Linked DNA regions of Homo sapiens: region 1 is linked to region 2. A link is a loop called in an ENCODE intact Hi-C map of the cell type or tissue named here. Cell type or tissue: Calu3. All regions are shown on one strand. Each heading gives the region's core, and the rest is flanking DNA. Links, peaks and the distances in the headings are about the cores only. Region 1 overlaps GFPT2 (glutamine-fructose-6-phosphate transaminase 2). Region 2 holds the start of LOC102725231 (a long non-coding RNA gene).

What was found. Hi-C counts contacts between places; a loop is a spot of excess contacts. Peaks named below come from ENCODE experiments on the same cell type or tissue, not always from the same donor. Only the 100,000 strongest peaks of a DNase experiment are listed, where the experiment ranks them.
Region 1: a loop joins it to region 2, with 4 times the contacts of the local background. A loop is called at or near these places in 7 of 110 quality-filtered maps.

Annotation. Positions count from the first base shown.
Region 1 is chr5:180,322,545-180,338,692 of GRCh38, forward strand. GFPT2 (glutamine-fructose-6-phosphate transaminase 2) reads right to left here. Exons shown (of 19, transcript NM_005110.4): 2 at 15,949-16,056; 3 at 13,935-14,033; 4 at 13,284-13,409; 5 at 8,951-9,009; 6 at 8,156-8,290; 7 at 5,733-5,794; 8 at 2,272-2,351; 9 at 1,644-1,761. Among named protein-coding and RNA genes, the nearest start is that of GFPT2, 23 kb to the right of the region's middle. RefSeq lists enhancers at 585-1,270, 6,305-7,294, 7,295-8,282, 9,273-10,260, 11,249-12,236 and 2 more. In Calu3, for the core only: a CTCF peak has its summit at 6,278 (motif pointing left); DNase peaks (open chromatin) are centred at 6,277 and 8,397.
Region 2 is chr5:180,462,794-180,478,941 of GRCh38, forward strand. LOC102725231 (a long non-coding RNA gene) reads left to right here and starts at 4,440. Exons shown (of 4, transcript XR_941323.2): 1 at 4,440-4,571; 2 at 4,809-4,878; 3 at 5,318-5,476. LOC124901153 (a long non-coding RNA gene) reads right to left here and starts at 2,503. Exons shown (of 2, transcript XR_007059087.1): 1 at 2,182-2,503; 2 at 223-1,766. RefSeq lists enhancers at 4,270-5,469, 8,271-8,470, 12,032-12,563. In Calu3, for the core only: a CTCF peak has its summit at 8,378 (motif pointing left); a DNase peak (open chromatin) is centred at 8,348.

The DNA.
Region 1 (16,148 bases), core at 3,761-11,760, 140 kb before region 2:
AAGGTGGACAAGGTCCCACTTGAACCAGATACAGCTTAGTGGCTAAGGCCAGGATATAGGATTTCCACACCTTTACTCCCAGCTGCTAGTACTATCAGTTCTAACAGCCTTTTGGCTGGATTTAAAAATGTGTAATAGTATTGCCTACAAATAATTATTTCCTCTCCTTTCAGGCATTCATGCCTTTTTTTTAAAAAAAAAGAAACATCTGGATGGGCGCGGTGGCTCACACCTGTAATCCCAGCACTTTGGGAGGCTGAGGAGGGCGGATCATGAGGTCAGGAGATGGAGACAATCCTGGCTAACACAGTGAAACCCCATCTCTACTAAAAATACAAAAAATTAGCCGGGCGTGGTGGCGGGCACCTGTAGTCCCAGCTACTCAGAGGCTGAGGCAGGAGAATCACTTGAACCCAGGAGGCGGAGCTTGCAGTGAGCCGAGATCACACCACTGCACTCCAGTCTGGGCGACAGAGTGAGACAAAATAAATAAATAAATAAAAATAAAAAAAGAAACATCTATCATATTTCATTGAATATAAGTTACTATTGATCGTTAAGATCACAATTATTTGACAAACTTCTAAGAAATAAAAGCTTCAACAAATTCTAATGGTACTATGCCAAAATCTACAATTCTCCGTGTTTTAGAATCACTGAAATAATACCAGCGTCTCGTTGGTATTCTCGGCGTGTTCTAAGGGGCACCATTTGGGAAGCGCTGCCTTGACCTCAGCGTTAAGTATGATGCTGGCTGTGCGTTTAATCAGGCCTCGCCTCCCTGTCGCTCCCGTTTCCCAGGAGACCCGGCCTGGTGTCCTCCCTGCCTCACAGCACGGCCCTATTAGAGGCTGGTCGGGAAAGAGAAAACCCATCAAGAATGGAAACATAACAAAGGCCCAAGCCTTTGGGTCTTTGAAGAAGGTACCAGAGGTGATTACAGCAGTTTTCTACTTCAAATGGCAGGAAAGTGCTCTGGTTCTCTCTCTCCCTCTCTCTCTCTCTGTGTGTGTGTGAGTGTGTGTATAACTTTTTTTTTTTCTGAAATGAGTATAAAGCAGAATTTCTCAAATTTCAAAATCATTATTCAGTGGATTGATGAGAGCATGGACTTTAGAATCAATTGAAAAACTCCCTGTGTCTTGGCTCTGTCTTTCACAAATGGTCTCACCCCAGGCAAAGGCAGGGAGGGGCATGGGAGGGACTGAGGTCTAGACACAGTTGTCTCATCTAAAGGGGGCAGCCTTTGAGCAGATCCAGACACCTGCCACCTGAGAGAGGGCTGCACAGCATGCCCCGATCTGCTAGTTCTTCCAGAGAAGCTAGAGATTTCAGATTTCTCTGTGAAATCTCCAAATTTTACAACATTGGCAACTAACCCATTCATTTTGTGCAGGCTCGAAGCACTGTGCCCACCAGTGCATCTGGCCTTTGGCCACCAGGGCTGCCTACCACAGTCATGCAGGTGCTCCTAGGACAAGGACTCCAGGCCCAGGCCCAGGGATGGCTGAACTCTTCTTTGGCCCTGCGACTTGCTGAGCCACGATAGCTCACATGGAAGGATGAATAAGAACCGGCAGTGTTTAGACAGGCATTCTTTGATTATGTAATCCCAGGAAGCGAAGAGAAGAAGGCTCAGTTACCTTGCATCAGAAGCAAAGAAGAATTCCACGGCCTTGTCGCCCACAGCATGCAGGCAGGCGGAGCTGTCCAGCCTCTTCATCCGTGTCTTACAGATATTCTTCACATTCTCCAGAGTGCCTAGCAAATGGAGGAATGGGTTGCAAATCCCACTGGGATGTTTTGTTTGCATAATATGCAGCAAGGAACCAATTTCCCCTCTGAATATGTGTGGGAGAAATTTGCAATTTTTAGCTTTGGCTGTGTCAGCCAAATCGTGTAAAAGATCCCCCAATAGCACAGTACCACTGCAAAAGCATTTAAATGGCTACAGTGTGAGAGGAATGCAAACAAAAACAAACCAAAGAAGCACTCACATCAAAGCCCAGTTGCCGTTATACAATGGCACTTTTGTGTATGTTTGACAATATACAAAATCATGATAAATTCATGTCCATGATAAAAAGCTTAAAAAAAATGGAGCCAAGTCTCAGTTGCACAAAAACCTTTTAGACCTGGAGCTGTGCGCCTGTTGGGTCTGGCTCAGAGTGGGGTTTCCTTGCCTCAGAGGGGAGCTGACTGTGCCAGAGCAGCTGCCGAGTCCTGCGACACCAGCAGCTGTGCTGTTCCGGTACTTCTTGAGAAACTTACACGTCCTGTATAAGATAGGGATCTGTTCTGTGGAGAGCTTGTATTTGCTCCGGACTCCGATGAGCAGGGGGCTGCCTCTCCTGTAGGGAGAAAGAGGCATCCCATTACCCATTGCCTTTGACGCCCAGTGCTGGGTGTCTGCCCAGCATCTGAGGTAGGATCCCCAAATCTAGCCCTTTCCCAGTGGTGGAGGATCCTGTTTAGGTCCCACAGGACGGACGCCTGGAGCACAGGATGGAAAGGCCAGCTCCTGAGTCCCAGGTCCCTGACTTGGCATCACCCACCTGCCCAGAAAGCTTGGTAACCTGTCTCACTCCCACCCTCCTAGGCCGGGCCTCCTCCAGTCCAGTCAAGTCCCCACATGTGACCAACCCACAAGGTTAGATGGCGGAGGCTGAGCGTTTGGCAGCAGAGGAGGCGCTGGTGGGGCACAGGGGCACTCTAGGTCTCCACCCAGCCTCGACGGCAGCGCATCCCTATAACAATAGGGCTCTGCACCCACCATCTGCCCAAAGACCCCCTGTTGTTCCTTCCCTTCCCCTAGCCCAGTTCTCTAGCATTAGTGGGCACTAGTCTGACTGACTTTTGTATATTCTCTACTTTGTAGGTGACATAAGGTGATTTCTTGGGTGGTTTTTTGTCTCTGCCAAAGTGACACCCCGTGGATGGAAGTTTAGAATCTTCACCCCGCACCAGGTAGACTTCATCATAAAGAGGACAATAACTGTCACAGGCAAAATCTCAGGGAGTCTGCAGCTGGCCAAGGTGAGGGGCCCTCACTCAGGCCTCCTGTCCCAGCGTCACTGTCTCAGCCACTGCAGCCCGGCTCTCTGAGCACCTCAGCAGGGGATCTTTAGGAAAGAGCTTTAGGATATTTCCTCTGATTCACAACTTCTAGTGGTGGACGTGATGAAGATCTCATGATTTGGCTGGGCGCACAGTGGCTCACGCCTGTAATCCCAGCACTTTGCGGGGCTGAAGCGCGCAGATCACGAGATCAGGAGTTTGACACCAGCCTGGCCAACATGGCGGAACCCTGTCTCTACTAAAAATACAAAAATTAGCTGGGCATGGTGGGGGGTGCCTGTAATCCCAGCTACTCTGGAGGCTGAGACAAGAGAATCACTTGAACCCGGGAGGCGGAGGTTGCAATGAGCCGAGATCGTGCCACTGCACTCCAGCTTGGGCGACAAAGCGAGACTCCATCTCTAAATAAATAAATAAATAAATAAATAAAAGGATCTCATGATTTAAATGATATCCTGATTCCAAAATCTAATCCTTTGCTCATTCTTATAAATTATAGCATGCAAATAAAATCTACCATAGGTGTGCACAGAAATAAGAGGCTCACTCTGGTAACACATGCGCTCTAAACCTGCGGTTCTTCAAAACCAGGCAGGTAAAAGTGCAGTAGTTACGAAAGGATGTGTGCCTTTCCCCTCTACACATTAATTTATTAATAAGAAGAAAACACCGACGAACACTGTAATAAGACAATTTAAGAGAGCTGTTTCAAACACATGAATTGGAATACAATCCAGTAACATTTTACCTTAGGTGATTTCTTGCTAACTTAGATCAATGAACTAATGAAGTGCTTGCTCATCGGCTTGAATCCAGTCCACATATATCCATAATCTGTTAGCCTGACTCAATGCAGTTCCTAAATTTTTCTTCAACAATAACAGACCTTGTTTTCCAGTCACGTTGGCCTGTTTGGACCCCACTTATGGCTTCTCAAAGCGGGGGACAAAGTCTGGGGCTTTGAGGAAGGTGCTATGAACACCTTGAATATTTTAATCATTTATTGTGTAAAGCAAATCTGAGACATAGTTCTGGGGCCAGTGGGGAACTAGCATAAATAGTTTATAATAATGGCAGTGAGAAAGTAGGTGGATATCTAATTTTCTTGGCAAATGACTCCCCCAAATTTTATTGCTGTAGGTTGAGCTCTGTGGTTTCTCTAGACCTTGAGACATATAATTCTCCCAAGACAACCCGAAGATTGTACTGCAGGTTATAGAGCCCTCAGTTATAGGCAATTTAGAAAAATAAAGCTTTATTGCTTCTTCACGCTGCCTTCTTCTGAGTTCATTTAAAATAGTAAATCATGATAAAATTGGATTTTAAAAAGGGCTTCTAAATTTGATAGGAACCAACTGGTATTTTATAATTCTATGAATTGAAGGAATTAAATTCCAAATGGCAAATTAGTTCCAGTTTTAGAAAAGGTTAAAAAAAATGATGATAAATTCCTGTTGTTTCCTGCTGAGATACTACGCCAGTCTGGAAGAGACAGCCTCACCCTCTCCGGCCGTCTCCCAGGCCACAGGTTCATTCCAGATGGCTCCCCTGGGGCTTCAGATGAAGCCCGCAGCCCACAGGGCACTGAGGCCATTTAGAGCCGGCCTCTGTCCGCCTCTCCACTCCCCACAGCCTTTGAGGCCCTGGAGCAGTGTCCATACCACCTTGCTCACCACTGTCTCCCATGCCTGGCACACAGCAGGTGTCAGTAAACACACACTGGGCCTAGAACGCCTCCGTCCCACCAATGCCCTTGCACCATGCCCCCACCTTGCCAACGGGGATCCTGGGAGGTCCCACTCCCTCTGGGCCCCTTGCCTTTGCTCATGCTGGTTCCTCTTCCCACTGCCTGCCTGGGGCTACCTGCCATTGCCCCCCTGCCAGGTAAGGTGATATCCTGTGCTGGGGCCGGGCACAGGGCATCACTATCCTCTGCCCTTCTCTGCCCTCCTGTACAACTGTTCAGCCCTTCAAGGCAGGGACCAGGTCAGATGTCACTAAGTCCCCAGGGCCCAGCACACAGTAAGTGCACAGTAAATATTAGTTGCATGGTTGGATGGATGATCAACCTATGTGAATATAAACAGGATGGCACTTAACCTGCTTCTGTAAATCCATGCAGCACTGGGGGCCCACCGTAACAGAGGGACACATTGGGGCAAGCAGGCTCTCTGAGCCGATTCCTGGCATGCTCCTTTGTGAAGGTGAAGCTTGAGCCCCGGGCCTTCAAGGCCTCTGCTGTACTGGATCCAAATCAATATTCACTTTGCTCCCTAGTTTCATGTTCATAATTTTGCTTTTTCTTAAAGGGGGGCCCACATTGTACAGGCTTCAAGCCCCACAAAACCTGGATCTGCCCTGTCTGTACGATTTTATTTATAACTGGAATTTGTTGCCCACCTCTAAAAATCTGTGGAGATTTCAAACACAAATCCAACTTTCTGGTTTCTTTTTTTTTTTTTTTAATTCAGAAGTGTAGCACCACCAGCCATGGAGATGGTGGGGCGCGGTCCCCGGGGCTGAGCCACAGTTGTTCTTTAGACACCACGAGCACCTTTCAGCGTGCCACAGGCCCTACCTCTCCCGTCTCCCTCCAGCTAAGTGATTTTATTTTCGTTCTTTCTTATGGGAAATGCCAGTGTGTTTTGCCTCACCGTGTGGCAACGGCTTCTCCTGGGTAGTGGACACTCTTGAAAACCAGCGCGAATGCACCTTCCTGAAAACACACAAACAGTGAGGGTCAACGCGTTCCAGCAGCCGCTGCTGCAGCCTGGCCACAGCCCAGGTGCGTCTCCCTGGGCCCCTCCTGATGGCGGGAGGTCCTGGGGTCCCTCGGGGAGCTGAGTGCAGAACAGCGCATCCGGGGTGACATCACGAGGGAAAGCAAAACAGACGGTGCCACGGGAAGTACCACAAACCAGAACATGTGAATTCCACGGTGAGCGATGTGCGGCTTGCCCAGGCCCACAGGGAGCCCGGCAGGGGTGCCAGCTGGGTAGACGGGGCAGTGAGAGTCACAGGAAATGATAGCTGGGACCAGGCTTCCCTGCCCTGCTCAGGGACAGCACCTACTCAGCAAGCCCCTGTGAAGTGCACTTTAGCTCAACACACGGTAGGGCCTGGGTTCAAATCCTGGCTCCACCCCTGCACTGGGCTCTCCCTTTAGCCTTCTTGGCGCCTCGTTCTCCTCATCGGTGAAGGAAGTGAGAACAGCGCCACCTGGCGGGGCTTCCGTGACGATGATAAGCTAATGCACTGAGCCTGGCATCCGGAGACCCAAGAGAAGCACAGGTTGTCATGACCGTTACTGCTATTATCCTTTCCATGGATACGACTGCCACCTGCCCTCTGGGCCTCAGCTGGTTGGTTTGTGCAAAGCCAGAACTAGAATCCAGCTCTCCTAACACAAGAGGCCAGATGGTTTTTTGACTTAAATTCTTGGTGTAAATTCTTCCCCCACGTCCTGACCATCCTGTACTAACTTACCGCAACCCTAGCAGAGCTCAGTTATATATAACCAGCTGCAAATCTGAATTTCCACAAGAAATCCTCCAAGTGTGGAAGCCACGGGCAGCCCCAGGCCCCGGGTGGTCAGCGTGTCGGGTCCAGGTTGCCAACTCAGCTACAGGGCCAGGAACCTGAGTCACCGTCCCCAGGCCTCATTGGGGCTTTCAAACTGCCCCAAACCAGGGGGCTTCAGGCAGACCCTGGTGCTTTTGTCAACAATAAAATAGGACTGAATGGAAAAACACTGCACGTTCTCTGCCAAAAAGAGCCCGGTACTGTCCCAGGTAGGAAAAGTCTTAAGTTTAAAAGTGTCATTATGAGAGAGGTATTTCTGAAATTTCAAAATAAAAATGGAAAAGAAGAAACAGCATGCTGTAATACCTAATTGGCTCACTGTACCTTATCCAGCACATTAAATGTGGGATAGGCTGTTTTTTATAAACACGTCCTCTAAATGATGGACCTCCAAAAACGGGAGTTAGAGGACAAAAAGGCTTCAACAGTAGACTTACTTTTTAAATCAGACTCTGAAAACACCTGCTCAAGAATGATGTATTTTACACTACAGGATGGTGCCTGCCAGATGTTCTGGACTCTGGGCCAGTGTCCAGGCTGCCACAGCCCTGGGGGAGCTACTGGGTGGCACTGCTGTCTGACAGGATGGGCTCTGAGAGGCCCGGACCCCTCTCGTCCTCCCGCACCCTGCATGGGCCTGTGTCTGCTCCACCTCCTCCTCAGTGTAGGGGCCTCCCCTTGGACAATACGCCCAGTGTGTGCTCCCTTCTCAGGGACTTCTTCTCCCTGGGCCCTGTCCTCTGGGATGTCCCCAATCTCTCTCCCTCTCTCCCTCTTTTGGGCCATTCCGTTCCACATACAGACATGCTGTGATATCACCTATCACAAAAACAGGCCAGGCACAGTGGCTCACGCCTGTAAATCCCAGCATTTTGGGAGGCCAAGGCAGGTGGATCACTTAAAGTCAGGAGTTCGAGACCAGCCTGGTCAACATAGTGAAACCCTGTCTCTACTAAAAGTACAAAAATTAGCCAGGTGTGGTGGTGCGTGCCTGTAGTCTCAGCTAACTCAGGAGGCTGAGGCAGGAGGACTGCCTGAACCTGGGAGGTGGAGGTTGCAGTGAGCCAAGATCACACCACTGCACTCCAGCCTGTGCAACAGAGTGAGACTCTGTCTCAAAAAAGAAAAACCTAGAAACACATCCTCGCTTGGTACCACAACTCTCTCTGCACACCACCACCAAGCTCACGTGTGCATCATAAAAAGCCACGGACTCTAATGCCAGTCACAATTTCAGAAGTGTCACGATGAAGCAGGGCACTTTCTATTTGATGTTGACTACCCAAACCACAGAACGTCTTCCAGTTCTACAAGAGTGTAACATCTTAAGGCCAGGCTCTGCAGATGGGCTGTCTTTTATCCCCAGGACTCTGTGCAAGTTTGTCTAACAAGGGCTTATAAAAAATGAAGGATTCCTTGGCACTTGCTGCTTGAAAAAAATGTTTTTAATGAAAGAATGAAGGAATGAGTTAGACAGATGGGATTTGTAACTCACCAACTGCTGAATGACTCTCTCGACCAACGTTGAAAACGTAATGTCCTCAGTTTCTCTGTTGTCGAACACATATTTAATCAGCTTGGCGATGGTCTCTGTATCTGTTTCTGACTCAAACTCGTAGCCTTTGCTTTCCTGGAATATGCAGTCGGCACAGTGTGAGAGATTGGTCATTGCACAATGCCTGCCTGGCCAACTCCCTCTCCTCCCTGGTGATCTGCCCTTGGAGTGACTTAAGTCAAGAACAGGGAAAACCGGGAAGGGGGGAAAAATGTTTGCCAGCATCACAGCCAAATACCTCTGAGTCACTCCCGGAGGCCCTGAGATCATCCCACCTCAGAAGCTCACCCTTGCCACTAATCTGGACATTGCAAAATAACAGCAGTCAAAATGATAAAATACGTTGAGTCAAACCCACCCACATCCCAACTAACACCACAGAGCCTTTCAAACTTCAGACAGTCACTGTCTGACTTTCCGTCCCAACTCCGCCGGTATACGAGTCGCTGTGTTATATAATGCAGACAGTTTAATAAAACGAAGCTCCTGTTATTTTGATTCTGGGAATCTGCAGTGGCCCTTGAGATAAACACTAATGCCCTGTTATCTCCTCAAACGAGATCTGCAGGGCCTGGCTCAGCCAAGGCAGAGGTTTCTTCTCAACACGGTGACGTGGCTGAGTGTGGGTCTCACTCAGTTCCCACACTGGTTTCCGCAAGGAAATGAGCTGGCTGGAAAGTTTCTGGGGAGACCAATCCCACCGGACTGAGACATCACCTAGGGGAAGCATCTTACCAGAAATTTCCTCAGATCTTTGTAATTTGTGATGATCCCATTGTGGATGACAACAAATTCTGAAAGAAAAGTTAAGAGAGAAATGCTATTGAGAAGGAGGTTCATGTCAGATGTGAAGAGAGATGATTTCAAGGCTTGAGAACTCTCTGCAAACTCCAGGCCTCAAGACTTCTGTTAAGCACACTTTGTTTACAGTGATTAGCACAGATGTTTACGGCAGCAACTACAGTGGAACCAGGGATTAGCACCAGGGATGTCTAGGGCAGCGGCTACTACAATGGGATCCGGAGGAAATACACATCCCTCTTTCAGTGACCAGCAGCCACCAGCCTGACCGTGCAGAGAGCTCTCCCCTGTGCGCTATTATAGTATCAAACAGGCTTTGGGGTTCATGTCCCACGGGGATGATGAGCCCTTCGTTCCAGAAGTGATTCCAGGCACTCTCAACTGGCTTTAGGCACAAAGAGGTCGCAAAGAACAGTCCAGCACCGTGCTGTGTTTGACCCACACTGTGTTGTAAAAATATTTGAGTTTTTAAAATTCTGAGTGTTCACTTTAAAATCCTGGTTTCCTTGGGGGAAAAATCCCAGAAGTTCTGGCATCCCCAGGCTCAGCCACATTCCTGCACAGCAGGATCTGCCAGCTGCAGCTTTTCCCACCTCCCCAGTTCCTGCCGCACAACCCAGCTCACGCGGGCGGCTTCCTGCACAGGTAGCACCCCGCTGATCCTGGCGGGGAGGTGGCGGGGGGGCGGGGGGAGCAGGGGGATGCGGGGGATGCGGTGAGGGATGTCTGCCTCCACCCCACTGCATTTTCTCAATGAATAGCCCGCATATGAGTGCCTTGAGGGAAAGATCCAAGGCCAGCCTGAGAATTTTTCTGGGCAAGTAGCTCCGTTTCCCTCTCCCCCTAGAGGACAGAAAGATTCCCTATTACCCTTGAGGTTCAATAATTCCACCAGGAGGTGTCTAGATGTGGGATACGCTTCATAAATATTGACTATTTTTTTCAAAGCATCACTGTGAAGTCTTATTTGTTTTTATTATTACCATTATTATTTTGAGACAGAATCTCACTCTGTTGCCCAGGCTGGAGTGCAGTGGCGTGACCTTGGCTCACCACGACTGCTGCCTCCCGGGTTCAAGCGATTCTCCTGCCTCAGCCTCCCAAGTAGCTGGAATTGCAGGTGCTCGCCACCACACCCGGCTAATTTTTGTATTTTTTTAGTAGAGACAGGGTTTCACCATGTTAGCCAGGCTGGTCTCGAACTCCTGACCTCAGGCGATCCACCCACCTTGGCCTCCCAAAGTGCTGGGATTATAGGCTTGAGCCACTGTGCCTGGTCTATTGACTATTTTTGATCCCTTCTTTGGATATCCAACTCAAGTTTTCCTTCAGTTCGGGAAAGATTTCTCCCACAGCATCTTTTGAAATCTTTTCCATTATTCTTTTTCTTTATTCTCACCATGATTTCCTCTATTTAAAAAAATTGTAGTGTTTGTTTTTGTGAGGTCACACCCAAAAATGGGAGGGCTTAAATAAGAAAAGCCCAGTTTCAACAGATGTGCTGACCACAGCTCAGCTTTATTTTTTATGTATTTATTTATTTATTTTTTACTGCTCTGTGCTCTGATCGCTTCTTGTGCACACCAGTTACCCATATGTTGGATCCATATTAACTGGCTCCACGTCCATCCCCTTCTCCATTTTTTTATATCTATGGTGATATTGTTTCTTTTTCTTTCTTTTTTTTTTTCTGAGATGGAGTCTCACTCTGTCGCCCAGGCTGGAGTGCAGTGGCGCGAGCTCGGCTCACTGCAAGCTCCGCCTCCCAGGTTCACGCCATTCTCCTGCCTCCGCCTCCCGAGTAGCTGGGACCACAGGCACCCGCCACCATGCCTGGCTAATTTTTTGTATTTTTAGTAGAGATGGGGTTTCACCGTGTTAGCCAGGATGGTCTCGATCTCCCGACCTCATGGTCCGCCCGCCTCGGCCTCCCAAAGTGCTGGGATTACAGGCGTGAGCCACCATGCCTGGCCGGTGATATTGTTTCTTTACATTATTCTCTTAATTCTGCTACACTTTCTTTCATCTCAGTCTATGATCCTATCATTAATTTGTTTTCTGGAATCCATGTTGTCTCTGCAGAATCTTTGTGTAATTTCCTTGTGTGGTATAGTTGCTGGGCGTTCAGACTTCCTTAAAAGCATGCTCTTCAGCTATCACTGCTGAGTGTCAAAGAAATTTTATAAATCTTTGCTTATTGTCCTGTTGTTTTCTTTTCAATTACTCATCCTGAGTCAGGGCTGGAGTGTCCAAGTTTGGGTGTGGGTGGGCCTCCTGGGAGCCTCCCTGCTTTGGGGACACAATGAGAATCATCATCTACACTGAAGTGGGGGATTTTCCAATGAGGTTCATTTTATCACTGGGAAGGGCAGGAGGCTGTGGCTAAAGTGGCAACATCTCAGGGCACATGGTCTGGGCGCAGTGTTTTCTCGGCCAGCACGACTGCCCCAGGGACCAGCTTCTGCACTTGACCTGGGCTCTGGCCAGATGTACATTCTAGGTCCTCAGCACCATGGGGTCTGCTGTCCTCCTCCTGGACATAGGGTGTGTGCCTCAGTCACGAAATGCCCTATGGTTCAGGGCATGAGCCAGACCCAAGGAAGAGGCCCTCGCAAAAACCTCACTCCCTCAAGACCCTGATCACTAGGATGCATGAGTAGCCCTGGCTCCTGTGCTACCACCAAGCTGCTCTGCTGAGCAGGGTGGATGGGGCTCTCCTTCCGTTTTCTGGGGGACGCCTTCCCTTCCAAATTGGGCGGGGTGAGCTGGTGAGGCCCTGCAGAGTGCTCTGGGGAGAAGCAGCACCACTGCACTTTCTGTGGGTGGTGGGGGTGCCTGCCCATCCCGCCCAGTTACACTGCCTCGGAGAACCACTGATCAGCAGTGGGTGGGGGACACCAAGCAGGCTGGTGCTGCTCTCCTGTGGCCTGACTTCCACAAGGATTAACCGCAGTGGGACTTGTCAAGTGTCAAGGCTTAGTGCCTGCTAATAAGCTCCCAGTAACTGCTCTGATGTATTTGGTCCTATCTAACATTAGGCTTGGCACGAACTTACACTATGCCAGAGGATGTCTTGGGTTGGGGGGTCCAGTTGACTTCAGAAATCACTGTCTTTGCTGTACACCCTCCCCTGGCATGTCCAGGTTGGGGGCTTCAGGGGCTCGTGACTGGACCAGGCCTCACCTAGAGTGGGGGACCCCCTGGAAGGCCCAGCTTATGTCTTAGACTCCTGCCTGCCCTTGGAGGCCTGGGAGGAGACAGGGATTAGATCCTCTCTTCTGCTCCATGCCTACTGCATCCCACTGCAGGGGACCCGGCGCCCTGGGGCTGACCACAGACCCCTGAGAACTGCCACCAGGAGCTGCAGACCTACCAGTCTTTCCCCCATGAGAGGGGGCAAGGGTGTCATTTAAGAGAATCACGCGTGGAGAACTGTCCTGGCGACCCATGCAAGTGACACAGACCTGTGAGCTGGCCTGAGGGGGTGACTGGGCGAACAGGAGAGCCTGAAACCCACCAAGGACAGCAGGTGCAGCAACCTTGGCCCTCTGCCAATCTGTGGTGCTCCAACGTGCTGTCAGCTCAGTGTTTCCAGATCCTCCAGTTTTTCAAGTGATGCCAGAAGTCTGGACTTTTATGCACAGTGGTTCTCAACTTTTAAGAACATGAAGCAAGCTGAGTTGAGGGCTCTCCACCTGGGAAGAGCCCCTGGGCTTCGGGCTGCGGCCCCTACTTCTCCAAACCCTAAGCCCCTGGCTGCTGAGGTCTCCCGCTGGGGCCCACGGTGTGTCTGGTGGCACCAATCAAGACCAGTACAGCCCCTGCCCTCACCTGGACCACTCTGTGGGGAAAAGACAGGTTTAGCTGCATAAGGACAGAACCCATCCTTGCCTGAAGGGTACACCCTTCTGCAGCATTTCCGTCACTTGGGGAGGAACAGTGCCCAGGCCCCTCAGTCCCTCACGCGGCCTCATCCCACTCATGGGCTGGGTTCCAAGGAGCCAGCAGCTCTCCTGGTTAAGTGCCATCGTTTTCCTGTGCACTCCTGGGAGGCCAGCACCACCCTAGGACCAGGCTGCCTGCCTCCTGACTGAGGCCCAGGCCACTGGCAGAGCTCTGGGAGAGGGGACATCCGCATTCTCTTGGGAAGATGAAGTAGGCTGAGAAGTCAGTTAGAGGTGGGCGCGGAACCTGCTTTGGCGGGCACTGGCCCTGACACAGCTCAGGGTGAGGTGGAACCATGGGGACGGGGAAGCATGCCACATACCGTTGCCTTTGTCTGAGCGCTGAGGGTGGCTGTTGACAGCACTGGGGACCCCGTGGGTGGCCCAGCGCGTGTGGGCAATGCCGAAGTGTGTCTCAAACTCCACTTTTAAGTCCATGCTGTCTTGTTCTAAATGAAAGGAAAATCAGTTTGCCGCACTTGAACAACAAGCCTCGACCCAGGACTGTGAGTGCAACCTGGTGTCGTTACCCAAGTCACGTCACCCACACCGATGGCACCTCCCCACCAGCTCCCACCCTGGGAGTCCGCGCAGGCCCACAAACCACCCGTGCTGAAGGTTATTTACTACTTGTCTGTAGCTTAGCTCACTTCTTCACAGAAATAAACTTGCTTTAAAAAGAAAATGATATATCCCTACCATAAACAGAGAAGCAGTATCATTTGCTGGAATAATTAAAATAACTACTGTATGTAACCCTTCACACTTAAAAAAATTATCCATGCGCCGCCACCACCTAAAATAAACCATCCCATACCCTGCGAAGCCCGGTTTTACAGCACGGGCTTAGCCCTCCCTCTGTTTATCTGAGCTGGGACAAAGGAGAATCTCCATTCTCCGGCGCTGTTGGAATACGGTCCTAGAAAGCGGCCGGCGCTGCAGCGGCTCCTCCCACTCAGAGGTCCTCCACTTACTGTAAAGTTCTTCATCGAGAGCCTTGACTTTCCCCCTTTTCTTGACCAGCTGAATGTGTCTTTCTTTGACTTCGTGATTATTCCCATCGATCGCCACACCTGTGATGTAGACAGCATTTGTTATATTGCAACCAAAGCTTTTTCTCACACACTTGGCACAGGTGCTCCGCAGGGTCAGGGCTGCATGCCCCGGGCTGTCCGTTTATGGCAGGTTGGAGAGCTGTACAGTTTTCAGGAAATCTGCTCTGAAAGAGGCTGTGACTGCGGCCAGGCTTAACAGCAAGTGAGGAAGCCCCTGCCTCCTCCAGGCCGCAGCTGCCCCCAGCCCTGCTCCTGCCTAGCTAGGGTGAGCCCCTCGGGACACTTCCCCGCTGCAGGCGCTCCCAGGCCCTCGGCTGATGGCAATGGGCCCAGGCAGGGCATTTATCCCAAGGGCTCCTCGCATTGTGATATTTCGTTGGTATCTCCACTGCGTTAGTGTTCCTCCCGTCGTCTATCGGACGTGCTTCCTATTAAGAGTCGACAAGGATTTAAAACCATCGGGCTCCCCCTTTCTCCTCAGGCTGCATAATTAAACAAGGTCAACAGACTAAACATCCACCTTTGCAGTGAATGGAGGCCTGAACTCTGGGACAGCCACCCAGCGGAGCATTGTGTAGCCACTTAGAAAGCTACTTAGAAAGAGTTTAGGATCGGCCGGGTGCGGTGGCTCACGCCTGTAATCCCAGCACTTTGGGAGGCCAGGGCGGGTGGATCACAAGGTCAAGAGATTGAGACCATCCTGGTCAACACGGTGAAACCCCGTCTCTACTAAAAGTACAAAAATTAGCAGGGTGTGGTGGTGGGCGCCTGTAGTCCCAGCTACTCGGGAGGCTGAGGCAGAAGAATGGCGTGAACCCAGGAGGCGGAGCTTGCAGTGAGCTGAGATCGCGCCACTGCACTTCAGCCTGGGTGACAGAGCGAGACTCCATCTCGAAAAAAAAAAAAAAAGAATGAATGAGTTTAGGATCCTAGAAATGCCAAGTGAAAAGAGAAGAATATAAAATTACAAAATTGCATAATTATAATTAGGTAAAAACAAAAAATATCAACGTACAACACCTCCACCACAGACCACCCCCACAGACAACAGCGACCGGAGAAGGGTCCCAAAGACTGATGGGGGCTCCTTTTTTAATGAAGCCACCTCACTGAGGCAGGGCTGACAAACACAACGCTGCGCATACTTAATGTCTACAACTCGATGAGCTTGGAGGCACGTGTGCCCCCATGAAACCACCACTGCCGTCTATGCCATCAACCTATCACCTCCGAGAGTCTGCTCCTGCCCTCTTTATGTATTGTTCTGTGTGTGATAAGAGGACTTAGCATAAGCTCTACCCTCTTGGCTGGGCTCACTGGCTCACACCTACAATCTCAGTGCTTTGGGAGGCAAAGGCAGGAGGATCGCTTGGGGCTACGCCGGGCAGCACAGTGAGACCTCATCTCTACAAAAAATAAAAAATTAGCCGGGTGTGGTGGTGCACGCCTGTAGTCCCAGATGCTGAGGAGGCTGAGGGTCGCCTGAGCCCAGGAGCTTGAGGCTGCAGTGAGCCAATTTCTTGGAACTGCACTCCAGCCTGAGTAACAAAAATAAAAATAAAAATATGAAAATCTACCCTTTTGGCAAATTTTTATGTGCAAAATACAGTGTTGCTCAAGTCAGGCACCGCACGGCAGAGCAGCTGTCCAGGACTTACTCATGCTGCATGACTGTGGCTTTGTACCCTTTCTGCTTCCTGATGGGGGGACTTCTGATGAAGGGGGTTTTCTGGGGTTTTTTACCCTTGCTTCTTCTATTTTTCCATAGTTTTCGAATTTCTTTAACGGACAAGTGTTATTTTTATATTGAAAAGAGACGTTAAAAAGTAGCAGAAAAAATGCCCTGGTTGTAAACCCCCCTGCAGTGGAGATGGGTGAGACCACAGCAGCGGAGCCCGGTCCCCAGCCACGAGGCGGGCGGCCGCACACCCACCTGCCGAGTCGTAGCCTCTGTACTCCAGCCGCTGCAGGCCCTTGATGAGGGTTTCGAAGATCTCCTTCCTCGTCCGGGGGACTCTGTAGTTCATGTAGGCAAAGATTCCTGTTCAAAGAGAAAAAAATGGTGCATTCATAAAATACTCAGCTCGTGTTTGGAAGAAAACGCTTCTGGGGGATGCACCGAGGTGGCATCAC
Region 2 (16,148 bases), core at 4,525-12,524:
TCTCAATCTCCTGACCTCGTGATCCACCCGCCTCAGCCTCCCAAAGTGCTGGGATTACAGGCCCTGGCCAGGATTTTTTTTGAGATGGAGTCTCACTTCCTTGCCCAGGATGGAGTGCACTAGCACAATCTCGGCTCACTGCAAACTGCCTCCTGGGTTCAAGGGATTGTCCTGCTTCAGCCTCCCGAGCAACTGGGATTACAGGCATGCACCACAACTGGCTAATTTTTGTATTTTTTATTAAAGAGGGGGTTTCACCATGTTGGCCAGGCTGATCTCAAACTTCTGGCCTCAAGTGATCCACCCATCTCGGCCTCCCAAAATGCTGGGATTACAGGTGTGAGCCACTGCACCTGGCGAAGCTAAGGATCTTGGGATGGAAAGGTTGTCCTGGGTTAGCCAGGTGGGCCCTAAATGTAATCACAAGTGTCCTTACAAGAGAGAGGAAAAGAGACTACACACAGAAGAGAAGGTGGAAGAGAGATTACACACAGACGAGAATGCGACGTGACCAGGGAGGCAGAGACTGGAGGTTGTGGCCACAAGCCAAGGAATGCTGGCAGCCCTTAGGAGCTGGCAGAGGCCAGGAGCAGCTTCTCCTCTGGAGCCTCCAGAGGGAACCAGCCCCGCTGACACCTTGACTTTACCCCGTACAACTGACTTTAGACTTGTGGCCTCCAGAACTGTAGAGAATAAACTTGTGTTAGCCACCAGGTTTGTGGTAACTTGTTGCATCAGCCATGGGGCATCTCCTCCTCCTGGAAGCTGCAGCCTGGTGGAGAGGTCTAGCAGGGTCTGTGGGAGTCATCTGGGGTTCCAGTGCAAAGTCAGCAGCCCTGAAAGCTGCTCTTCTCTCTCTGCATGGGTTGCAGCCGCGTCTGCTCAGTGTGGTTTCAGTTCTCTGACAAACCAGGGCTTCCCAGCCTGCCCCAGAGCAGGCCTTGCGTGCTGATACAGCTGGGACCCCCTCTGCAGCCCAGGCCAGCCTGAGGGATTACTGAGAAGTCCAGGTGAGCTGGAGATGTGAGGTGGGGCTCACAGCTGGTGCCCAGCTTCCTCCAGCTCCAGCTCCTCCCACCCAGGCCCATCCTGCTGCTGCATCTTTCAGGGTCTCCACATCTGTCCCTAGACAGACCCTGTCCTTTCTGCAGCAGAGCGGGTAGAAATGGACCCTCATCGTGGGGTGGTCAGCCCCAGCACAGCCTGGGCAGGATGCTGGGCACCTGGTGTGAGGACCAGGCCTGCCTCCCGTTATCCTTGTGGGCTCTGGAGGGCAAGGTCAGAACTGGGTCTAACCCAGGTCCCACGCCCCCCACCTCACAGGGGTGAGCACAGGTCTGAGGTTTGTTGAACGAACAGCTCCTGCAGCCCCTGAGAAAGCTGGCTTCCTCTGGAAAGTATCAGGGCCATCTTCCCAGTCCCCCTCCTGTCTCCGGCCCACCCCCAGCTACAAATCCCAGCATTGGGTGGGAGGTGGAGGCTCTGGGATCTTGACTCTGGAAGACTCCCTGGCCCTTCCCAGCACCTGTCTTCTGGGCCTCAGCTCCCATCAACAACGTGGTCTTGGCTCAGGCCCCTGACTCTCCCTGCCCCCGCCCCACGCACCTCCAAGGCCACCCTCTGTCCACCCTGCCTCCACCTGGAGCCCCCCTGTGGCCGCCTGCTGCTGCACTCCATCAAGACATCACGCTCCGGCCTCAGACTGCTGGGCTCTGAGCCTCGCTGGACTCTTCTTGGAGGGGATGGAAACCCAGTGAAGATGGGATCTGGGATAAAGGACCATATGTGTAGATGCTGGGCATCCCTGGCCAGGGTCCCGTCCCCGACCCCAGGCCTGTGCCTCCCCCACTCCCCAACCTCCCCCAGTCAGCTGCAGTTCGTGTTGCCTTCACCCTCACAGGCTCCAGCACTTCTGACTTCCACACACCCAGCTCAATAAACCCAAAGTAAACATTCCCTCCAAAAGTCCCTGAATGGTGTCTGTCATCCTGGGTTGAACTCGTGCCCATCTCAGCAGCAGGAATTTTGACAGGGAAAGGAATGCTATGGGTCAGCCTTCAGGCCTTGGCCCCAGGCCTGTTGCAGGGCACAGAAGGGGCCATCTGGCTGGAACCCCATCTACTGAGAGAGGGACAGGAACGAGCCCTAAGGGAGCCACCATAAGAGGGAGTGGATACTCACCAAAGATGCCTATATCTGCTGCGTCTCCTGCAGGTGCCCCTAGCGAGAGGTGAAGCCAGCTGGACTTCCTGGGTCCAGTGGGGACTTGGAGAACTTTTCTGTCTTACGAGAGGATTGTAAAATGCACCAATCAGCACTCTGTAGCTAGGATTGTAAAATGCACCAATCAATGCTCTGTGGCTAGCCAGAGGTTTGTAAATGTGCCAATCAGTGCTCTGTAAAAATGCACCAATCCGTGCTTTGTGGCTAGCTGGAGGTTTGTAAAATGGACCAATCAGCAGTCTGTAAAATGGACCAATCAGTGCTCTGTAAAATGGACCAATCAGCAGGATGTGGGCAAGGACAAATAAAGGAATAAAAAAAGCTGGCCACCCACCCCACCCCTGGCCAGTAGTAGCAACTCCCTAGGGTCCTGTTCCACGGTGTGGAAGTTTCGTTGATTCCCTCTTCACAGTAAATCTTGCTGTTGCTCACTCTTTGGGTCTGTACCACCTTTGAGAGCTGTTAACACTCACCGTGAAGGGCTGCGGCTTCATTCTTGAAGTCAACGAGACCAGGAACCCACCGGAAGGAAGAAACTCCGGACACACCACCTTTAAGAGCTGTAACACTCACTGTGAAGGTCCGCAGCTTCATTCTTAAAGTCAGCGAGACTACAAACCCACCGGAAGGGACAAACTCCAGACACACTAGGTGCACCCCACCTCCCTGCTACTGACAGGATGCTCGCCCTGGCACTGGTGCTCCTGGCCACTGAGGGTGACGTGTGGTCCTCTCCGCCTTATGTAGCCTGCTGGCCGGCATCTGCCTCAGCCCCAGCATGATGGCCTCGGCCCTTTGTAGGAACCAGACTGATTCCTGCCAGGAAACCCCTTTCACCTTCCCCACCCAGAAATGACAGGGACAGACACCAGGGGAGTGAAGATACGTCTGCCACATAACACCCTGGAGAACCATGTGTCAGCCTCTGTAACCTCAGTTTCCTCATCTGCAAAATGACCTGCCTGGGCTCGGGGGAGGCTAAAAGGCCCTGTCCAAACGTGAGCTGGCCCACAGTCCTTCAGGCAGTTGTGGCACATGGCTGAGTTAAGAGAAGGTGCCTTGGATTGGGCTGTGTCCCCAGTTCAGTAGCTCCAGGCTGGACTTGTCCATGCTAACCAGATGGCCACCTGGTAACTTTCAGCGAAGTTCACCCCTCCAGGAAAGCCACCAGCACAGGGGACTCTGGGGCCTGTGGCTTGGGGCTCCGGCGTTGGGGGAGACCTGGCCAAAAGTGGCTCAGCCTAGGAGCTGCAGGTCTGGCAGGCACAGCACCTTCCCCCACAGCTACTGGCACCCTCTCACCAGATAACACCCGTTGAGAGCCCTGTGGCTGCGGACAGGCCTGCTCAAAGATGCCATTATGCAGAGTCCTCTCTGCCTTGCCTCTTTTTCCGGGCAGGGTGGCGGTGCAGCATTTTCCATGGCTGCCCAATACTCGGCTCAAGCTTCTGCATTCTGAGCTTCAGGCCTAACGCGCTTCCAAGGTTCCCAAACCTGTCCCTCAGCCACGCGCGGGCGCGGTGTGGTTGCTCCCAGGTATGCCTGCCTGACCCTGTCCAGAAAACGAGTGGTCTAGCACTCAGCCAGGCTTCCATTCTGTGTACGGGGAGCAGAGGAGGGGCTCACGGCAGCCCCCAAACACTGGGCACTTGGTCAGAAACAAAGGGGAGACCCTACACCCCACAAAGCATGAATCTGTAAAAGAAGTTTGAGGCCAGGCGCCGTGGCACACATCTGTAATCTCAACACTTTGGGAGGCCAAGGCGGGTGAATCCTTTGAGGCCAGGAGTCCAAGACCAGCCTGGCCAATATGGCGAAACCCCGTCTCTACTAAAAATATGAAATTAGCTGGGTGTAGTGGAGTGCATCTGTATTCCCAGCTACTCGGGAGGCTGAGGTGGGAGGATGGTTTGAGCCTGTGAGGCAGAGGTTGCAGTGAGCTGAGATTGTGCCACTGCACTCCAGCCTGGGTGACAAGAGCAAGATTCTGTCTCAAAAATAAAATTTTAAAAGTTCTGCAATTCTGCATAAAGATAAATGCTATTTGTTCCTGGGGGCTGGGGTCACCAGGGAGGCTTCCTGGAGGAGGAGGCAGGGCTGAGGAATGGATGGCAGCAGAGAGTATTTGTGGGTGAGGCTATGGTGCTGCTGGAGAGGCAGGGTGTGGCAGCTTGGGCTGGGGCCAGCAGTGAGCTTGGAATTCCCCAGGGCTTTCCAGAAGCCAGAAGGCCGGGGCGGAGTGGGTTGTCCAAGAGCTTGTCTTGTCCTCTTGCCCTGGCCACAGCCGGGAAGCCCTGGGCAGGCGCCCGTGGATAGCTGGCACGCTCAGCCTTTGGTGGAGAACTGAGGTGAGCTGGAAGGACTAATGGGAGGGAGGAGAGGTGTACTGGGGCCCCGGGGCAAGGCCCTGCTTTGCACTCAAGATAAGAATCCAGGGCTCTAAGGGGAGGTGGTGAGGGAGGGAGCCGCCCGTCCCGCCGTATTCAAGGAGAAAGACACATCTGGGGTCAAATTAGAGAGCTGGTGGGGACTGTTTTCTGGTGCTGAGTCAGCTCCAGGAGGTCCCCTCTTCCCCACTGGTCCAGAAAGTCTGAAGCAGGAAGGTGGAAAAACATTTCGTGCTCAGGGAGGAAACGTCTTCACCCCGGTTTACAGGTGAGGAAATGGGCTCAGAGCGTGGCTAAAGTCCCCCAAGGGCCAGGCAGGCAGGGCAGGTCGGGGTGCCCAGGGTTGCTGCCGCTGATTCTGGCCTGGGTGGAGGAGGGGCTGACGGCCTGTGCTGGGACAGGGACAATTGTGATTATTAGCCTGGAGGAAGGGGGGCTTGAAAGTCAGGAAGGCCACGGGAGTCGGGACAGAGAAGCTGCCGTGGCTTAAAAGTGTCCCCTAGAGTTCCTGCACTGGCAGCCTAGTCCCCAGTGCAATAGCACGGAGAGGTGGGACCTTTAAGAGGTGATGAGGTCACAAGGGCTGGGCCCTCCTGAGCCCATCAATGCTATCATCATGGGAGTGGGTTTGTTATCAAAGCGAGTTCGGTCCCTTCTTGGTCTGTCTCTGGAGCACACACACCCCGTCCTTCCACTTACTGCCACAGGATGACACGTCAGCAGGGCCCTCACCAGATGCTGGCCCCTTGATCTCAGACTTCCCGGCCTCCTGCGCTGCCAGCCTAATACACTTCTCTTCGTTGTAAATTACTCAGTCTGTGATATTCTGTGATAGCAACAGAAAACAGACGAAGACGCAGGCCAAGGTGAGCTCAGATGGGAATGGGGCCTGGTGTGAGTCAGGATGTGGACTGGCCCAGGGCACAGAGGTCAGGAGCAGGACATTGGGGCCAGAGCTCAGGGTTACCTGGACTCTGTCAGAGGCCTCTGGTTGGATCCAGCCTCACCACCCTGGTGTTTGAGGCCCTCTGCACTTCCATCCAGCTCCGGGCAGCCAGGTTGGTCTCTTTCATCTCCTGTGCACACACTTCAGTCTCATCTCTCACCCTTGACCCTGCCCAAAATAGTCTGTACTTACGAAGAGTCTGCCCCTCTTTCCAGCTTTATCTCAGGAAGGACCTTCAGGAAGCTTTTCCCAACCACTTCAGCCCCAGGGTCCTGAGATTTCTCTGGATTCCGGAACGCGCTGGCCGGTCACTCAACACCAGAGTGAATACACGTGTCTGTCTGGTCCCGCCGTCCTCACTGCAGGAAGCTGATAGTTGTGGGGAGAGATGGACAATAACCAGGGCGATGAGCAGATGCATTGCTGCAGCGTGGGTCCCTGGTGGGGGAATGGTGCTGAGAACGGGAATGACGCGCAAGGCCTCCCTGAGGTGGGGAGGTAGGGAAGGAGCCCACTACGGAGATCTGGGGGCACACGGGAAGTCCTGGGGCTGAAAAGAGCCGGCCTGGCTGGAGGCAGAAGGCCACGGGGGAGGCTGGTGCTGGTGCCACGGGGAGACACCCAGGCAGAGCTGGAGAGGTTGTGGCAGCAACACCGTCCTGGTGACAAGCCACCAGAGATGCCCACACGGAAGCATGTGGGAATGATTTGCATTTTGGGACAGTCCCTCTGACTGCGGTGGCTGGAGTAGATTGTAGAGGTCAGTGCTGGATCCTGGGACAGCCCTTTGTGTCGTCTGATTCAAGGTGATGTTCTTGGACCAGGGTGGTGGCAGTGGGAATGAAGAGAAGTGGATGGATTTGGGGTGCAGAATCAGTGAGGCTTGGGGATAAGGGGGACTGCTCAGGCTTCTGGCAGAAGCGAGCAGGTGTGGTGTGCAGTTCCCTGGGTTGGGGGGCGGGGGTTCCCAGCAGCAACCTGGGCTGCGGGAAGGTCGTGAGTGCTCCCGGGGACTGCAAGCCAGTGAAGGACTGCGTGGAGGCATCAGGTGGACAAGTTGTCACAAAGGCCAGGCAACTCTGAGGAAGGCCCTGGGCAGACAACACAAACCATGGAGTCAGAGGAGCTGAGCCCAAATCCACTCCGTCCATATCACGGCCATCTGGGCACTGTCAGTGCCACCCCACTTCCCAGAGAGATGTCATCTGCACTCAGGACTCCAGCCATCACAGGTGTGCCCCCAGCTCCCACTCCTGCACCTCCTGCAAGACCCTGCCCTCCCCTAGCTTCAGGCACATGCCCAGCTCCTCCCCAACACTGCACCTGGTAACCTCAGGCTCCCTCCAACTCTGGAGACTCCAGTGGAACTCAGATACCCCCCTCCCCACCGCCCCTGGCTTTCTCCTGCTCCTCCTCCTTCTCCATCCTCTACCATGGGTGATGTCATTGCTGCCCACTCATAACAGCGAGCATCTTAGTTGGTACTCTAGACCAGGGCTTTGCACACTCTAGACCAGGGCTTTGCACACACTAGACCAGGGCTTTGCACACTGTAGACCAGGGCTTTTGCACACTTCAAGGCATGCGTAAATCACCTGGAGGTCTTATTAAAATGCAGGTTCTCATTCAGCAAGCCTGGTAGGCCTAAGATTCTGGATTTCTTTCTCCTTTCTTCTCTATTTTTTTCCTTCTTTCCTTCCTTCCTTCCTTCCTTGCTTCCTTCCTCCCTCCCTCCCTTCTTCCTTTTTCCTTCTTCCTCCCTCCCTTTCTTTCTTTCTTTTCCTCTTTCTTTTCTATTTCTTTCTTTCTTTCTCCTCCCTCTCTCCCTCCTTTCTTTTCTTTTGGAGACAGGGTTTCACTATGTTACCCAGGCTGAACACAAACTCCTGGGATCAAGTGATCCTCCTGCTTCAGCCTCCTAAGTAGTTGGGGCTACAGACTGGATTTTGCATTTCTAAGAAACCCAGCTACTGCTGCTGCTGGCCCTTAACCACAGTTGCAGGGATGAGGCGTTTCTAGACCTGTCCCTCTCCTCCCCACCCCACACATCCTGGAAGCTTCTTGGGTCTTCCTCTCTTCCCTTCCTTCTACCACCTGAGCTCAGGTCCCGTCATCTCTGACCTGGATGGACTATGGCACCTCCTGGCACGCCTTCCTTTGCTTTAAGCTGCTGAGGGCTGTTCCGCGGTAGGCGTCACTTATCCAGTGGCGTTTCCCTGCAGCCTGCAGGGTCCAAGCCTCTCCTCAGCGCAGATGCTGTGCATGGATGGGGCGGGAGGATGTTCACAGAAGCGCCATGGAGGGACAGCCAAGATCAAAGCCAGGAAGTGGGCTCCATCAGGGGCTGTCCTATCAATCCCGGGGGCTCATTCACCCATGGAGGTCCCGTGCCAAAGCCAGGGAGAGCCAAGGGCAAGAACCCATTACTCCAGAGAGCACCCTTGCTTGGTGCTCTAGATAGCCGGTCTTAAGAGGCTGGGCACGGTGGTTCATGCTGGTAATCCCAGCACTTTGGGAGGCCAAGGTGGGAGGATCATTTGAGGCCAGGCGTTCAAGACCAGCCTCAGCAACATAGCAAGACCCCCATCTCTATGAAAAACAGCAGATCACAGATTTTCACAGTGTGGACTAAAACCACTTGCTAAAATATACGTTTTAGCCCCAACCCCGGAGATTCTGATTCTGTGTTCCTGGGGGAGCCATCAGTTTAAAAGAAAAAAACAAAACAAGCAAAAGCTAAGCAGGAGCTGCAGACACCCACCCGAGTCTGAGCCTGGCTGCGCTTCCCCACCGATGCCAATGGCACCACCTGGTGGTCATCATGTACATTACACCACCTTCCTGGAGGGGCGTCCTTGCACATGGTATAGGGTCGCTGCACACAGCATCTCTTCTAATTTTCCCAACTCTGCAAGAGAGATCCTCATCCCCGTTTCACTGATGGAGAAGCCGAGACTCAAAGAGGAGAGGTGACGTCTCTAAAACCCCACTTGTGGGAAGCGGAAGAGTCTGAACCCTAGCCCTGTTGTCTGTGCAATGGCTTGTAAATCTGGCTGGTAGTCAAAATCATCCGGGGAGCCTTTTTAAACTGGAGGTGCAGCCTTCAGCATCACCCCTTTGCATGCAGCTCCTTGCCCTCCCACGTGAGGAAAAGCTCGAAATCGCCAAAGGCGGGAAGACACTCACCACCCAGGACAAAGTGTAGGGGACTGGGGTCTCAGGGAAAAGGCTGGGGCTATGGGGCACCTGAAGCTCAGGGAAGCTTCTGTTTATTAACCAGATATTTCAGCATTTTAACAACTGGTGTGTGTGTGTATGACTGTGTCACATACACACACAAAATCTTACAAGTGTGGGAATAGAAGAGGGAATAACAGCAACACAACCTTGGAAAATCTTGGAAGCTGGAAAGCAGATACTCGAGTGGAAACTGACTTAGCAGTGTGCCTTGGTTGAGTGCCTACTGTTTTCTCAAAATACCGTTCAAATGACAGTAAAGGAATACAGGCCCGTGGGTCCCTAACACAAAGAAAAGGGGACCCTGATAGTTAACTGATAGTTAGGTTTCTGCAAAGAAGTGGAAAGTGGGTGAGTCATGGCTGGCAGCACCCCCTGGGGTCCTTAAGGCCACCCAGCCAGGGGCAGTTCAGGCACCCTCCCAGCTGCCTGGCTGGGACTGGCAGTGCCAGGCTGGCCAGAGCTAGGAGAAGTGTGTCTGCCCGGTACACTCATGGTCTTGAGGGACAGAGTCAGCGCTGTGGTGATGGCTGTCAGTCGTCAAGTCCTGCCCCCAATATCCCAGTAGTTTCTTTCACGGAAATGTGACTGGAAGCACGAGAGCCACTCGACACTTGAGGAAACGCAGCTTCCTGAAAGGAAAAGACCAAGAAGAAGAGACCCAAACCATTCCCACAAACGCAAGGGAAATTCTGGGAACGGAAAGGAAATTGCAAAGGGAAACTGAAGTTAGAATTATCAGAGATTTCAGGTGAGATTGCATATTTTCTCCTCATCTGAAAGATAGCTGCAACTTGCTTTTTTCCCTCTCAATGTCGCTTCTGAAATTTCTTCATCAAACATAAATCAAAGCAACCAGTGAATCTGTCCTACATTCCTTTGTATGTACGTACCACAATTCATCAAATGACACGTAAGGTGATTCTGGGGACTGAGTTTTCTGGTTTTGTTTGCAATTACAAATGGTGCTTAATAGCACTGTGACCTTGGAAAATTACTTTTAACTTTACCTGGCTTCTGTTTACAGATGCTTATTTGGAAAATGAGGATAACAGTAGGAGAACCTACCACACAGGTTTGTGATGAGGATTAAATGATTCATAAATGTAAGCCTTTAGAATAGTGCAGTGGTTCTCAGTTGGGCCTGATTTTATACCCAGAGGACAGCTGGCAATGTCTGGAGACATTTTTGTTGAAATGACTGGTGGGTAGAAGCCAGGGAGGTTGCTAAGCCTCCTGCAATGCCCAGGACATCCCCTGAGAGAACTGCCCAGCCGGTTGAGAAACCCCAGAACAATGCATGGCACAAAATGTGAACTCAATCAATATTCGTTATTTTTTAAGAGCTGCAGTGAAAATTATTTTCCTTATCATCGATGTACAAGTGTGAGAGTGTCTCACAGAAACTATCACTCCCTTCAAATACTCATGGAACATTTATCAAAATTGTTTTATTCAGCCATAAAGAACATCTAAGTAAATTCTAAAATGTAGAAATCATACAGAATATTTTCTCACCATGAAGCAATAATTGAGAAATTAACTACCAAGGGGAGCTTCTTCCTGCTCCACCCCTACCTCCCTTCACCTATCCAGAATTCCAAAGCTATCTGGAATGTTTAAAATGTCATAAGTAACTGTTTGTTAGAGAAGAAACACAAAGTGAAATATTAATTTATAAAGTAACATAAATAAGAATGTTATATGTTAAGAGCTACTGAGTACAAGGGAAAACTCAGGAAAATAGTCCTATGAAATTTTATAAAATAAAGAAAATTGAAAACAAATCAGCTAAGCACTTACTTCTAGAAAGAAAATGAATAATAAAATAAATACCAAGAGAGTAGGAGGAAATTAATAAAAATAAAAAAGAAATTAATGAAATAGAACAGTAGGCTGGGCGGGTGGCTCACGCTGTAATCCTAGCACTTTGGGAGGCCAAGGCAGGCAGATCACCTGAGGTCAGGGGTTCGAGACCAGCCTGGCCAACATGGCGAAACCCTGTTTCTACTAAAAATACAAAATTAGCCAGGCATGGCAGCGGGCGCCTGTAATCCCAGCTACTTGGGAAGCTGTTTGGACCCGGGAGGCAGAGTTTGCAGCGAGCTGAGATTGTGCTACTGCATTCCAGCTTGGGTGACAGAGTGAGACTCTGTCTCAAAATAAAAAATAAATAAACTTAAAACTTAGCTGGGTGTGGTGGCGCACACCTATCGTCCCAGTTACTCAGGAGGCTGAGGTAGGAGGGTCACTTGAGCCTGGGAGGTCCAGGCTACAGTGAGCCATGATTGCAGCCACTGTACTCCAGCCTGGGTGTGAGACCCTGAAAAAAAAAAACAGAAAGAAAAAAGAAAAGAAAGAAAGAAATACAAAAGTAGCATCCATAAATGAGTACTTTCTAAAATGCCAATAAAATACACCAGCAAAATACTTATGTTAAAGAGAGCTCTGGCTGGGCACGGTGGCATACACCTGTAATCCTTGCACTTTGGGAGGCTGAGGAGGGAGGATTACTTGAGGCCAGGAGTTCAGGACCAACCTGGCCAACATAGTGAGACCTCGTCTCCACTAAAAAAAAAAATTTAAGAGATAAGAATTGTTTAAAGCTAATTAAAAGGATATAGTAACATAGACAAAACTCTGACAAGTCTAACTTTAAGGGGGAAAAATAAGCAACAGATACAGACAATGTCAGGAATGAGGAAAGAGATATAACCACAGATATACAGGAAATTAAAAACTGTAAGAAAGAATTCTGTTTAGTATGGCATATTCTCTACAGCCTCTCATCCCCAAAACGCCACAAAAACTATAGTAAAGGAGTGGGGATGGGCAAAGAAACGCACAAAAGGAAACTAGGGAGAACAGAGAGGGGGAAAGGACAAGAAAGTTTGGAAGATGAAAAGTAGATATTTGAGCCATAACTGACTTAGAGTTCCGACAATGTAAACTAATCCAGAAGAGGGGAAAGCTGAGAAACAGGATTAAAACCTCAAGACCCAGCCCCTGCCCCACACCTTGGGTCCTACAATCTGTTGGGATCGGCAAAGCGGCCGTCCTGGTCACCCCAGCTCTCACTCCACACGCAGGACCCTGGCACGGTGCCATCTGCCCTCAGCAGCAGCAAAGCCTGGGAGAGTCCCTCACCCTGCTCTACCACCAAAGCACTGGTGGGCTCTGCAGGGGCAGCATCTGCAAAGCCTCATGTCTCCCTGCCCCCTACCCAGTGGCGTCTGCCCCTTTTTCCCATGCAAGTCATCTAGCAACACCGGGCCAACCCGGGATGTGCTCCTGCTCCCACCAGCAGGGACTGAAAGGGTGCCCCGGTGGCACCAGAAAAACAAAGCACAGGAGACTAACATCGCGAGGGCTCAGAAAACTAAACTGCCTTCAGAACTGAAGCCCACAAGTAGACAGAACCTACATGCTAACCTGGGCAGCTGCCTGCTGAAACAGAAGCCTGAAATAGGATTGAGGATCCCAGAGCCAGCACAGTGGCTCAGGCCTGTACTCCCAGCGCTTTAGGAGGCCAAGGTGGGCAGATCACGTGAGCCCAGGAATTTGAGACCAGCTTGGGTAACATAGCAAAAACCCCATCTCTACAAAAAATACAAAAACGAGCCGGGCATAGTGGCATGCGCCTGTAGTCCCAGCTACTTCGGAGGCTGAGGTGGGAGAATCCCTTGAGCCTGGGAGGCAAAGGTTGCAGTGAGCCAAGATCACGCTACTGCATTCCAGCCTGGGCGACAGAGCCAGACCCTGTCTCAAAAACAAACAAACACAAACAAACAAAAAAACGAACAAACAAACAAAAAAAAACCGGCCTTGCGCAGTGGCTCAGGCCTGTAATCCCAGCACTTTGGGAGGCCAAGGCAGGTGGATCACAAAGTCAGAAATTCGAGACCAGCCTGGCCAACATTGTGAAACCTCGTCTCTACTAAAGATACAAAAATTAGCTGAGCGTGGTAGGGTGCACCTGTAATTCCAGCTACTCAGGAGGCTGAGGCAGGAGAATTGCTTGAACCAGGAGGTGGAGGTTGCAGTGAGCCGAGATCGTGCCACTGCACTCCAGCCTGGTGATAGAGCGAGGCTCCATCTCAAAAAAAAAAAAAAAAAAGGTATTCAAAGAAATCATGGCTGAAAATTTTTCATACTTGGCAAAAGGCATAAACCTACAGATTCCAGAATTGGGGAGAGCACAAAGAAATTATTTTTATTAATTGTTATTACTATATTATTATAGTTTTCAGAAGTTTAATTATGATGTGTCTTGGTGTGGATTTCTTTGAAGAAAGAATCCCAGAGTGCTGGGATTACAGATGTGAGCCACCATGCCCAGCTGTTTTTTTCTGTTGTTGTTTGTTTTTGAGATGGACTCTCACCCAGTCGCCCAGGCTGGAAGTGCCGTGGTGCGATCTCGGCTCACTGCAACCTCCACCTCCTGGGTTCAAGCGATTCTCCTGCCTCAGCCTCCTGACTAACTGGGATTACAGGCATGTGCCACTATGCCCGGCTAATTTTTTGTATCTTTAGTAGAGACAGGGTTTCACCACATTGGCCACGCTGGTCTCGAACTCCCGACCTTGTGATCCACCCGCTCTGGCCTCCCAGAGTCCTGGGATTACAGGCGTGAGCCACCGCGCCCGGCCGCTTGTATCTTTTTGAGAGTGGCTCAGCATAATGTTCTTGCAATTCATCCCCGTTGTTGTGTGTCTTGATGGCTCCTTTCCTTTTACCTGCTGAGTAGTGCTTCACGTAATGTTCATGCAACTCATCCCCGTTGTTGTGTGTCTTGATGGCTCCTTTCTTTTTACCTGCTGAGTAGTGCTTCACGGTTTGGACGCATGACAGTCTGTTTAAGCATTTGTCTGTTGAAAGATATCTGAGTAGTTTCTAGTTTAGGGATATTATGAATGAAACTGCTATAAACATTCATGTACAATTTTCTCCACGAAAATAAGGTTTCATTTCTCTGTGACAAAGGCCAAAGAATATAATTACTGAGTTGTATGGTAACTCCATTTTTAGTTTTGAAAGGAATTGCCAAAATGTTTTCCAGATTGGCTGTATCATTTTACATTCTCACTGGCAATGTGTGAGTTAAACTGTTTCTTTGCATCCTTGCCAGCATTTGGTGTTATCACTATTGTTTATTTTGGTCATTCTAAAAGGTATATAGTGATAGCTCATTGTGGTTTTAATTGGTATTTTTCTACTGACTAATGATGCTGAACTTTTTTTATTCTTTTTTTTCTTTTTGAGACAGAGTTACCAACCTCCGTCTCCCAGGTTCAAGCGATTCTCCTGCCTCAGCCTCCCTAGTAGCTGGGACTACAGGCGCACACCACCAAAAAAAAAAATTTTTTTTTGTATTTTTAGTAGAGATGGGGTTTCACTATGTTGGCCAGGATGGTCTCGATCTCTTGACCTCGTGATCTGCCCGCCTCGGCCTCCCAAAGTGCTAGGATTACAGGCGTGAGCTACCATGCCCAGCCGATGCTGAACTTTTTTTAGGTGTTTATTTGCCATCTGTATACCCTCTTTGATGAAATTCCTATACATACCTTTTGTATATTTTCAGATTAGATTGTTGGTGTTTTTAATACTGAGGTCTGACAGTTCTTTCTTTATTTTATTTTATTTATTTATTTGAGATGGAGTCTCGCTCTGTTGCCCAGGCTGTAGTGCAGTGGCACGATCTTGGCTCTCTGCAAACTCTGCCTCCCGGGTTCAAGCAATTCTCCATCCTCAGCCTCCTGAGTAGCTGGGATTATAGGCACGCACCACTATACCTGGCTAATTTTTGTATTTTTAGTAGAGATGGGGTTTCGCCGTGTTGGCCAGGCTGGTGTTGAACTCCTGACCTCAGGTGATCCACCCACGGCAGCTTCACAGAGTGTTGGGATTACAGAGTCCTTTATATATTTTAGATACAATGCCTTTGTCAGATATGTGACTTGCAAATATCCACTCCCAGTCTATAATTTGTCTTTTCATACTCCTAACAGTCTTTCATTGAGCAAAAGTTAATTCTGATGAAGTCCAATTAATTGACATTTCCTTTTATGGATGGTGCTTCTGGTGTCAAGTCTAACAACTCTGCCTAGACTGGGTCCTGAAGATTTTCTCCTATTTTTTTTCTAGATGTCCTGTAATTTTACATTTAAGTCCAAGGTCCATTATAAGTTAAAAATTGTAGGCCGGGCGCAATGGTTCACGTCTGTGATCCCAGCACTTTGGGAGGCTGAGGCAGGCGGATCACGAGGTCAGGAGATTGAGACCATCCTGGCTAACACAGTGAAACCCCATCTACTAAAAACACAAAAAATTAGCCGGGCGTGATGGTGGGCACCTGTAGTCCCAGCTACTCAGGAGGCTGAGGCAGGAGAATGGCGTGAAACTGGGAGGCGGAGCTTGCAGTGAGCTGAGATCGCGCCACTGCACTCCAGCCTGAGCAACGGAGCGGGACTCCATCTCAAAAAAAAAAATTGTAGAAGATGGGAAGATTAGTTCAGGATCTTTTTTGTGGGATTTTTGCAAGATGAATGTATAATTGCTCCAGCACCATTTATTGAGAAGGTGGCCCCTTTCTCCATTGAATTACTTTCTTCTTTCATCAAAAATTAATTTAGTAGGCCGGGCAAGGTGGGTTACGCCTGTAATCCGAGCACTTTGGGAGGCTGAAGCAAGACAATTGCTTGAGGCCAGGAGTTTGAGACCAGCCTGGCCTACTTGGCGAAACTCCATCCCTACTAAAAATACAAATTAGCTGGGCATGGTGGCACGTGCTGGTAGTCCCAGCTACTGGGGCTGTGAAAGGGAGGCTGAGGTGGGAGGATCGCTTGAGTCCAGAAGGTCGAGGTTGTAGTGAGCCAAGACCGCGCCACTGCACTCCAGCCTGGGCGACAGAGCAAGACCCTGTCTCAATAACAAAAAATTAATTGGGTATATTTGTATAAATCTATTTCTGGGTTCTCTGTCTGTCTCACTGATCAATGTGACTCATCTCTTTTCCAGTACCACACTGTTTTAATTACTGTAGCTAATAGTAAAGACTTGGCATCTGCAAGAGTGATTACTCCCACTTTATTCTTTTTAAATATTGTTTGGCTATTCTAGAGCCTTTCCTTTCCCACAGAAATTTTGGAATAAGCTTTTATGTGTTCAGAAAATCTTGCTGAGGTTTTAATAGAAATTTTGGTAAACCTATAGATCAATTTTGGAGAGAATTTACATCTTTACTATGTTAAGTGTTTAGTCTTTCAATTTTTTTTTTTTTTTTTTTTTTTTTTTTTTTTTTGAGACGAGGTCTCCCTATGTTGCTCAGGCTGGCCTTGAACTCCTGGGCTAGGGCA